Linked DNA regions of Homo sapiens: region 1 is linked to region 2. Evidence: chromatin contacts called from ENCODE Hi-C or POLR2A ChIA-PET data. All regions are on one chromosome and are shown on one strand. Each heading gives the region's core, a stretch centred on a gene start or an enhancer-like site at or near the end of the contact. The rest is flanking DNA. Distances are from core to core; before and after follow the strand shown. Region 1 overlaps GLS (glutaminase). Region 2 has its middle 71 kb from the start of GLS.

What was found. Hi-C counts contacts between places; a loop is a spot of excess contacts on that map. ChIA-PET counts read pairs that join two places held with the same protein, here RNA polymerase II (POLR2A). Pooled maps may share reads with other maps.
Region 1: a map of Caco-2 shows a loop between it and region 2 (6-fold over the local background). The contact joins two enhancer-like sites. A Hi-C loop is called at or near these places in 1 of 168 maps with a recorded cell type or tissue (Caco-2) and 3 of 50 pooled maps. POLR2A ChIA-PET finds 5 or more read pairs at or near these places in 4 of 52 experiments (BJ, OCI-LY7, PC-3 and 1 more).

Annotation. Positions count from the first base shown.
Region 1 is chr2:190,946,021-190,949,665 of GRCh38, reverse strand. All of the region lies in intron 14 of GLS (glutaminase), which reads right to left. Among named protein-coding and RNA genes, the nearest start is that of STAT1, 66 kb to the left of the region's middle. Within about 2 kb of position 1,690, at least 14 of the 41 ENCODE cell types and tissues checked have a DNase peak (open chromatin) inside an H3K27ac peak, as active enhancers do.
Region 2 is chr2:190,807,556-190,811,338 of GRCh38, reverse strand. No RefSeq gene overlaps it. Among named protein-coding and RNA genes, the nearest start is that of GLS, 71 kb to the left of the region's middle. Within about 2 kb of position 1,363, at least 3 of the 41 ENCODE cell types and tissues checked have a DNase peak (open chromatin) inside an H3K27ac peak, as active enhancers do.

The DNA.
Region 1 (3,645 bases), core at 441-2,940, 140 kb before region 2:
GGCTGGAGTGCAGTGGCAAGATCTCGGCTCATACAACCTTCGCCTCTCGGGTTCAAGTGATTCTCCCACCTCAGCCTCTGGAGTAGCTGGGATTACAGGCATGTGCCACCACTAATCTAATTTTTGTAGTTTTTGGTAGAGACGGGGTTTCACTAGGTTGGCCAGGCTGGTCCCAAACTCCCGACCTCAAGCGATCTGCCTGCCTCAGCCTCCCAAAGTGTAGGGATTACAGGTGTGAGCCCCTGTGCCCAGCCCATCTACCTTAACTTTTACATCTTTGAATATCATTACAAGATTTATTCAATCATTAACTGATGCCTCTGCTTCTGGTCCTTCTTCCACCCTCCAAAACCTCTCCACATACTTCTAATCATATTCTCAAAACATTGCTCTAATCACTACAGGTTTCTAAGCAGCGGAGTATCAAGAAACCCAAAATCATTCCTGATAACATTTAAGTTCTTCAGCCTTGTATTCAAGGTTCTTCAGTCCAGCTAACTTAATTTTTCTTCTCAACCTCAATAGAGCAAAATTGGTCTTACTGCCCTTGTTTTTGTCTTGGTGTCTATGCTCTTAAGAACACCCAGATTCCTAATCAAATCCTTCCCTTCCCTCAAAGACTAGCCCGAAAGTCCCTTCCTTGCTGTCAGTCTTCCCCAGGCCATCCCAGCCCAGCATTCATTATCTATGTAGCTTATTGCCAGCTGCCCACACAGTGCCCTGTGACAGCATGTGCTAGGGACAGAGTCAATTAGATACCTCCACTCCCACCACAACCCTGGATCTACCTCCTGCTTCCTCCCACAGTGCATACTATTCTCCTGAAATCATTTTTCCCCACCCATTTCTCACTGATATGTTATTCTTACCCATTCCTGTGAACTCTGCTCCAATCTCTTAAATCAAAAGTAATCTCCGTCTACCTTTGCTGCACTATGGCACTATAACACATGACCACATGGAGCATTTGTGTGTCTTACTTCCCCCACCACTAAGAAAAATCCAAATTCCCCTGTATATACCATTAATATATTAATTACCCAGTTATTATTTTTAAAACTATGTTGGTACTTCTAAGCAATAAAGCCTCATCTGTTTCAGTGACTGGATATAAGAACTACACATTCCCCTTTAAAATTTTGAATTTAGACCATGCTCGTTTGAAGAGATTTTATTATAGTATGTGTGTAGCACTTAGTCACTTCATTATTCAACATTTCAAACGTTCTAAAAGTCCATTTCTTATTAATAAGGCCCAAAATAGAAGATTTTAGAATATACTTGGTTTATTCAGAGTATATTGTTATTCAAAAGCATGAGAAAAAAAAATCAGGAAACTTTAATGTACAAAGGCTTTGTAACTAATCAGAAGGGAAAAACACTAGCTCGCCTTAACAAAATTATTAAAGACTAACATGGAAGTTTGGTATTCTTCCCATGAAAACAAAAGGCTAGCTATGGAGCTGGATTTAGTCCAAACCAGAAGATAGGTGCTTGAACACAAAGTGAGTGTAATTCTCTCCAAAACAGAAAAGCACTAGGAGGCAGCCCATGCACAGGCACTATTTAAAAGCAAAACCACAAATTCCTCTTCTTTCTAGCATCAACAGCCCCCTATACTTTTAAGTTTACATAAATTATGAAATGAGCTGTGGGTAGAATGCCACAAAAGAAAATGAAACTAGTTTAACACTTTTGAGACAACAGATGGAGTATTTCATTTAGGGACAGTCTGCTTCCTGGTCTGTTAAAGAGCGCCACGAGTATTTCCAACTAAGCTGACACACCCTCTGGAATGCCTATCATAGCAAACAAACTGAAGGAGAGGGGCACTCTAGAAGATCAGTCATCCACCTCCACACCAATACTTGCAAAGGATGTAGGTGTGCTAACCATTGATCAAAGCTCATTCCCCTATTTCCCCACTGGATACTTGAGTTACATTGATTTTAAAATACCTGTCAAGGAGGCCAAAGTCCAGAAAATAATGGGTTAACAGTAAATGCCAGAGGCATGGAAGCTATGTTTTGATAAATAATTCCTTACTATAAAGAAACAGACTATACACAGCCGCAATAATAGCTATTAAATTAAGGGCTCTGATGTTTAATGTATACCTCCCCATGGCAAAGAGACACTGCACCTGGGCAGAGAGCCATTAAAATTTATAAATTAACTGTTAACAGTTTCCCCTTCATCTTGTAGATTTTCCAGCACTACTGCATTTTTCTTATCAAGTCTCTTTATCAGAATCTGCCCGAACCAGACAATCTTATCTTAGTTTATTTGTACAAAGTCATGACAACAGTGGGACAAAAAATGTTACAGTTCACATGAGTTCACTTAACACTGGCATGCTTGGCATAGCAAATCTCACTTTTTTCCAAAACAGCTAGAAGCAGGTGGGGAGTGTATCAGTTTTACACATCTAAAACATGGCATTCCTAAGTCTTTAATCCTATCATTATCCTACTCAGTTTGAGCTTGTTTAAAGGTTGAGTTGTGTGACTTCTGTAAATGCCCTAATAATTCTGTACTTATGAGTAAGTAGCAATTATTAGAATTATATACTCACATTACTCTGTATTTATATAGTGGATGACCCTAAAACATTCAACATTTTAAACAGTTATAGTTGTTTTTAAAAATCCCTGACAGGCTGGTTATAAAATATGTTGATAGATATATTTTATTTATTACTACCACTGAGATTAAGGACCCTGGCTCAAGGTCACACAGCATATGAATTAGTGATGGAGCTTGAGTAGAACTCAGGTATCTGGATTCCCAATTCTGTACAACTAGACCATGATGATGTGAGTCCTTAATAGATCTCAGATTGTTATCCAAAGCACAGAAGGAAACCAACGGATTAAATATCAATTTAGCTCTAATCCATAAAAGTTCTTTACTCAATATTGGAAGGAAGCCTAGATGGGACCAAAGCGGGAGGGGAGAAAAGGAAGAAAGGGAGAAGATGGAGGGAGGGAGAGACGGAGGAAAAATTGGTTCACTGGTTTTACACTTTACTTCAACTATTTAATTTCTAACTCCATTACCAACTGCCAAACCAAAATTTCCTCTGTTTTTCATCTTTAGTTTCTGTCTTCATATAAACATGAATTCAGCCTGTTTGGAACTGCTATAATGAAAAAAAAAAGCAGGTAACTGAAAAAACATCCTTCTGTTTCTACCACCTCTAGTTTGAGATAAGCTGCTCTCATTTCCAGCTCAGTACAGTATCTGTTGTCATGGAATAGATACTTTTCTTCAACTGTTAAATAAACCATCATGACTCCAGATCCAATTTTGTTTTAAAGGCTTCACTCCAACTTGGCAGATTATAGTCTTTAAATGAAAATAAGCTTTCAGCCTGCTTTTATATTTTCTTAAGGTCAAATTGAGGCATACTACCTATTATACTGTGGCTAAAGAAAAATTTTAAGTTGCCATCATATGTAAATTAATCACCTTGCCCAAGGGTAAAAGTAAACCTGTGTATTGTGTATGTGATTGAAGATATTTCCTCTTTCCTTTACTACTGAGCTTATTTAATATTTTTAAGGATGTGTAAAAAAAAATTATACTACTTTTGTAATTAGACAGTCTGAGTATGAGGCCACATATTCCTAAGCTTTCCAAAGA
Region 2 (3,783 bases), core at 114-2,613:
CTTACGGCAACCAAGTGATTTCTGTTGTTATCTCTATTTCATGGGTGAGGAAATCGAGCATTAGAGAGGGCAAATAAAGTACCCAAAGTTAGAGATTCGGCAAGTCTTTGGGTTCATAATATTTGAACCCAAGCCCTCTGATCCCATAGTCCACATTCTTAACCACTGTACCAGTGCTTCTCAAAGTATAGACCACTGACCGTCGGCACCAGGGTCACTGGGTGCCTGTTAAAGTGCAAATTCCTGGGTCCCATTTTCTATCTACTTACCTGATGAAAAGGGATCTGGTGAAAGAATATTCAAGGCAGAGAAAACAGCAACTGCTGAGGTGGGAATAAGCAAGGATCAGAAAAAGGGTGAGAGAGGCTGGAGCACAATGAGCCCAGGAGGGTGGTATGAGGTCCGGAGGCTTCGGATTTTGGATCTCTTTTCTTCTTTTCCTTTCCTTTTGCCTTTTGCCATTCCTTTTGCCTTTTGCCTTTCCTTTCCTTTCCTTTCCTTTCCTTTCCTTTCCTTTCCTTTCCTTTCCTTTCTCTCTTTTTCTTTCTTTTTTGAGAGGGTTGCACTGTGTCACCCAGGCGGAATGCAGTGACAATCACAGCTCACTGCAGCCTTGACTTCCTGGGCTCAAGCATTTCTCCCACTTCAGTCTCCCAAGTAGCTGGGACTACAAATGCATGCCACCACACCCGACTAACTTTTGTGTTAGGGGGTGGTCTCCCTGTGTTGCCCAGGCTGGTCTCAAACTCCTGGGCTCAAGCAATTCTCCCGCCTCAGCCCCCCAAAGTGCTGGGATTTTAATTTTTTATTTAGTTAGATGGGAAGCTCTTGGACAGTGGTAAGCAGGCGAGCGATAAGACCCACCTCACATTTGAACAGATGGCAGCTGTCACTAAAGAGTTGTAGAGTTGTGGAATTTTGGAGTTGTAGAGTTATAGAATTGTGGAGTTGTGAAGCTGTGAAGTTGTTGTAGGGAAGCAGCTGCCCAGCCAGCGCACTTCCTTGCATCTAGAGATGTCATAGATGAATTCTGGCCATTGGAAGGAGAGCAGAAGTGATTTATGGGTGACTTTTGGGCAGAGGTATTGAAGGAGCAGATATGCCTGCTTCATGTTCTCTCCGCCCTTCTACCAGCTGGGTGTTGATTCCATGTATTAAGATGACTGGGCTCTCCCTCTCCCAGCCTGGCATTGACAAGGAGTCCCCACATGAACTATTCCCTGAGCAATAAAAAATGGAACACAAAATGTGTATTATTCAAATGTGGGGATTTCCTTGTTACAGTAGCTACTATTACCTTAAATGATACATGACTCATGCTTTGCCAACATCATTTTGGCTGCTATGTGGAGGTGGAAGGGGGTGGCAGAGAGACCAAGGTAGAGGCTACTGCAGAAGTTCTAATGGGACTGGGGGCTGGCATAGATTACCTGGGTGGCACTAGAGTGGTGGAAACTGGAGATACTAGATATATTTTGGAAGAATTTTCCCCCAAACCAGCAAGATGTGCCATTAGATTAAATGGGGATGTGACAGGAGAGATAAATCAAAAGTGCAAGGTTTTCAGCTTGAACTCACTGAAAATACAGAGATGCCATTTTCTGAAGTGGGGACTGGAATATTTGAAATCTTCTCCTGCCTGCAGTTCTCTCACTCTGCAATTTGCCCTGAACAACCTCCTAGTTGTGGACCTTAGACCACATGATTCATCCCCTGAGGCCTCCTCCATACCCTACAGACCTCACGTGTACTTCACGTGTTCACGCTGAAAGAAAAATTTGTCCTACACTCTCTCGGCCTGAACAACTGACTACTTGATAAAATAAGATTTGTAAACATAAAAAAAAAAGCAATTATAACCTCAAATGGGTTTAAGTTGCTTTCCCATTCTTACCAGGCCAGAGCACAAATAGAGAAGGAATGTGTCTTTCGTGTTTGCAATTAGGAAGTGAAGGAGATGGTGCTAATCATAGAGTTTCTGTTAGTTCTGGGCTGACCTTGTTTGAAGTATGGTTGCAACACACTTTATGACCCTACCAGCTCAATGGAATTTTTGTTTATTGCTTCCTCTCCTCTCTGTGTCCTCTGACTGTGGGTCTACTCAGTATGACAGTCTCTCCAGGGCAGGATTGTGTCTGTTTACCTTGTTCTGCACTGGACTTCACTTACCATGGTGGCTGTGGCAGAGCTGGGTCATTAGGACTCTTTGGAAGATAATGCCCTGTGAAAGAGGAATGGGGTATAGGAAAAAAGAGGCAATGGGCATGAAAGATGTGAGAATGGATGGGAAAAAAAAGATATAATAATATAAAATAATGTCATATATGAAATAATATAAAAAATAAATTGAGTATTTGTTTTTCAGTTAACCAATGTCAGAATATATATTATTCTAAGACCCTCACTCTACTCTGTTGTCCTAGGAGCTCTGGAGGGAAGCATTAGATATGGCTCTTAACCTCAGGGGGCTTACAGTCCAATCAGGAGACCCAATGCAAATGGAACAATGAATCAAGATACTATCTAACAGGACTAGACCATGCCAGTAAGTGCTGTAGGAGTTTAAAGATGAAGTAGCTCTTTGAGGCTGCAGTAGTCTGTTGATGGTGCTTCTCTCAGGAGGTCCCAGGAGGGGTGACTGTTCTTTCTGGAACATGGTCATGGGAAAATCCCTCATACCTACTTTAAGCCAGTAAAAGAGAATGTCCAGAAAGGCCAGGTATTTGGAATTGGACCTAAGTGACAGGCTTCATATACAAATATGCATTGGTTTACGGACAATTGTATAGTTTTTTTCTTCACTGCCACCTAAACCATCATTATCAGCACTTGAGTCCTCTGTGACCATCACTGCTGTCCATGGGCAGTATGCACAAGTGGAACAAAGCCAACGCCTCAACTGTGAGACAGTTTGTCTCTTAGGGTTAGGGAAGATGAGGGCTAAGGGTGGAGGGAGAAGGTACAGCATGGCGAAGCTCATCATAGATCCCTTGGAACACTATTCCTACTGATTTGTTACTCCCTTTTCTCCCTCCATGCTTTGTCTTTCCCTGTTACACACACACTGTTATTCTTCATCTGTCCGCAGCCCAGTCATTGGAACTTGGATGTAAGTGGCTTCTACAACCAAGTGAGGCAGAGAAATGGGCAGCAGTGATGACTCTATAAAGACTTTTGTCCTTTCATTCATTCAAGGTGGTGTACAACCCAAAGATGAACACATGACCCTTGTCCTCAAGCAGCTCAATCTGTGAAAACTATCATATGAGTTAATGTGGTAACAGAAGCATGCGCACAAAGTACTCTGGAACAACAGGCAGGGACCATTTAGACCTGCTGCAGTGTGTGTGTCTGTGTCTGTTTATCTATGTATTATATGCAGGCAGATTGTGAAAAAAGACAAGTTTCACAGAGGAGATGATACATGATCTTTTCTAATTCACTGAAGCATACAGCTATCAAAGGCCTGAGGACTCTTGAAAGATGAGCAAAATTTCATCATGCAGAGAAGGGAAGTGTAAAGACAGGAAACAGCATGTGAAAGGCATTCTATTCTATTTAAATCTAGGAATACTGTCTTTAGGATGTTCTTGGCTGATTAAATCAGATGCATCATCATATTATACTATCATGATTTACCAATACTGGTTATTGCCTAGATTTTATCCATGGACTCTCCATTGGCATCATTAGTGATGAGAGCTGGAAGCTTGAGCACACCCTGCCATAAAGTTGTTTGTAACAGAAGACATAGTTTGTACTTTGTTTTCTCTGTTTCAGTTT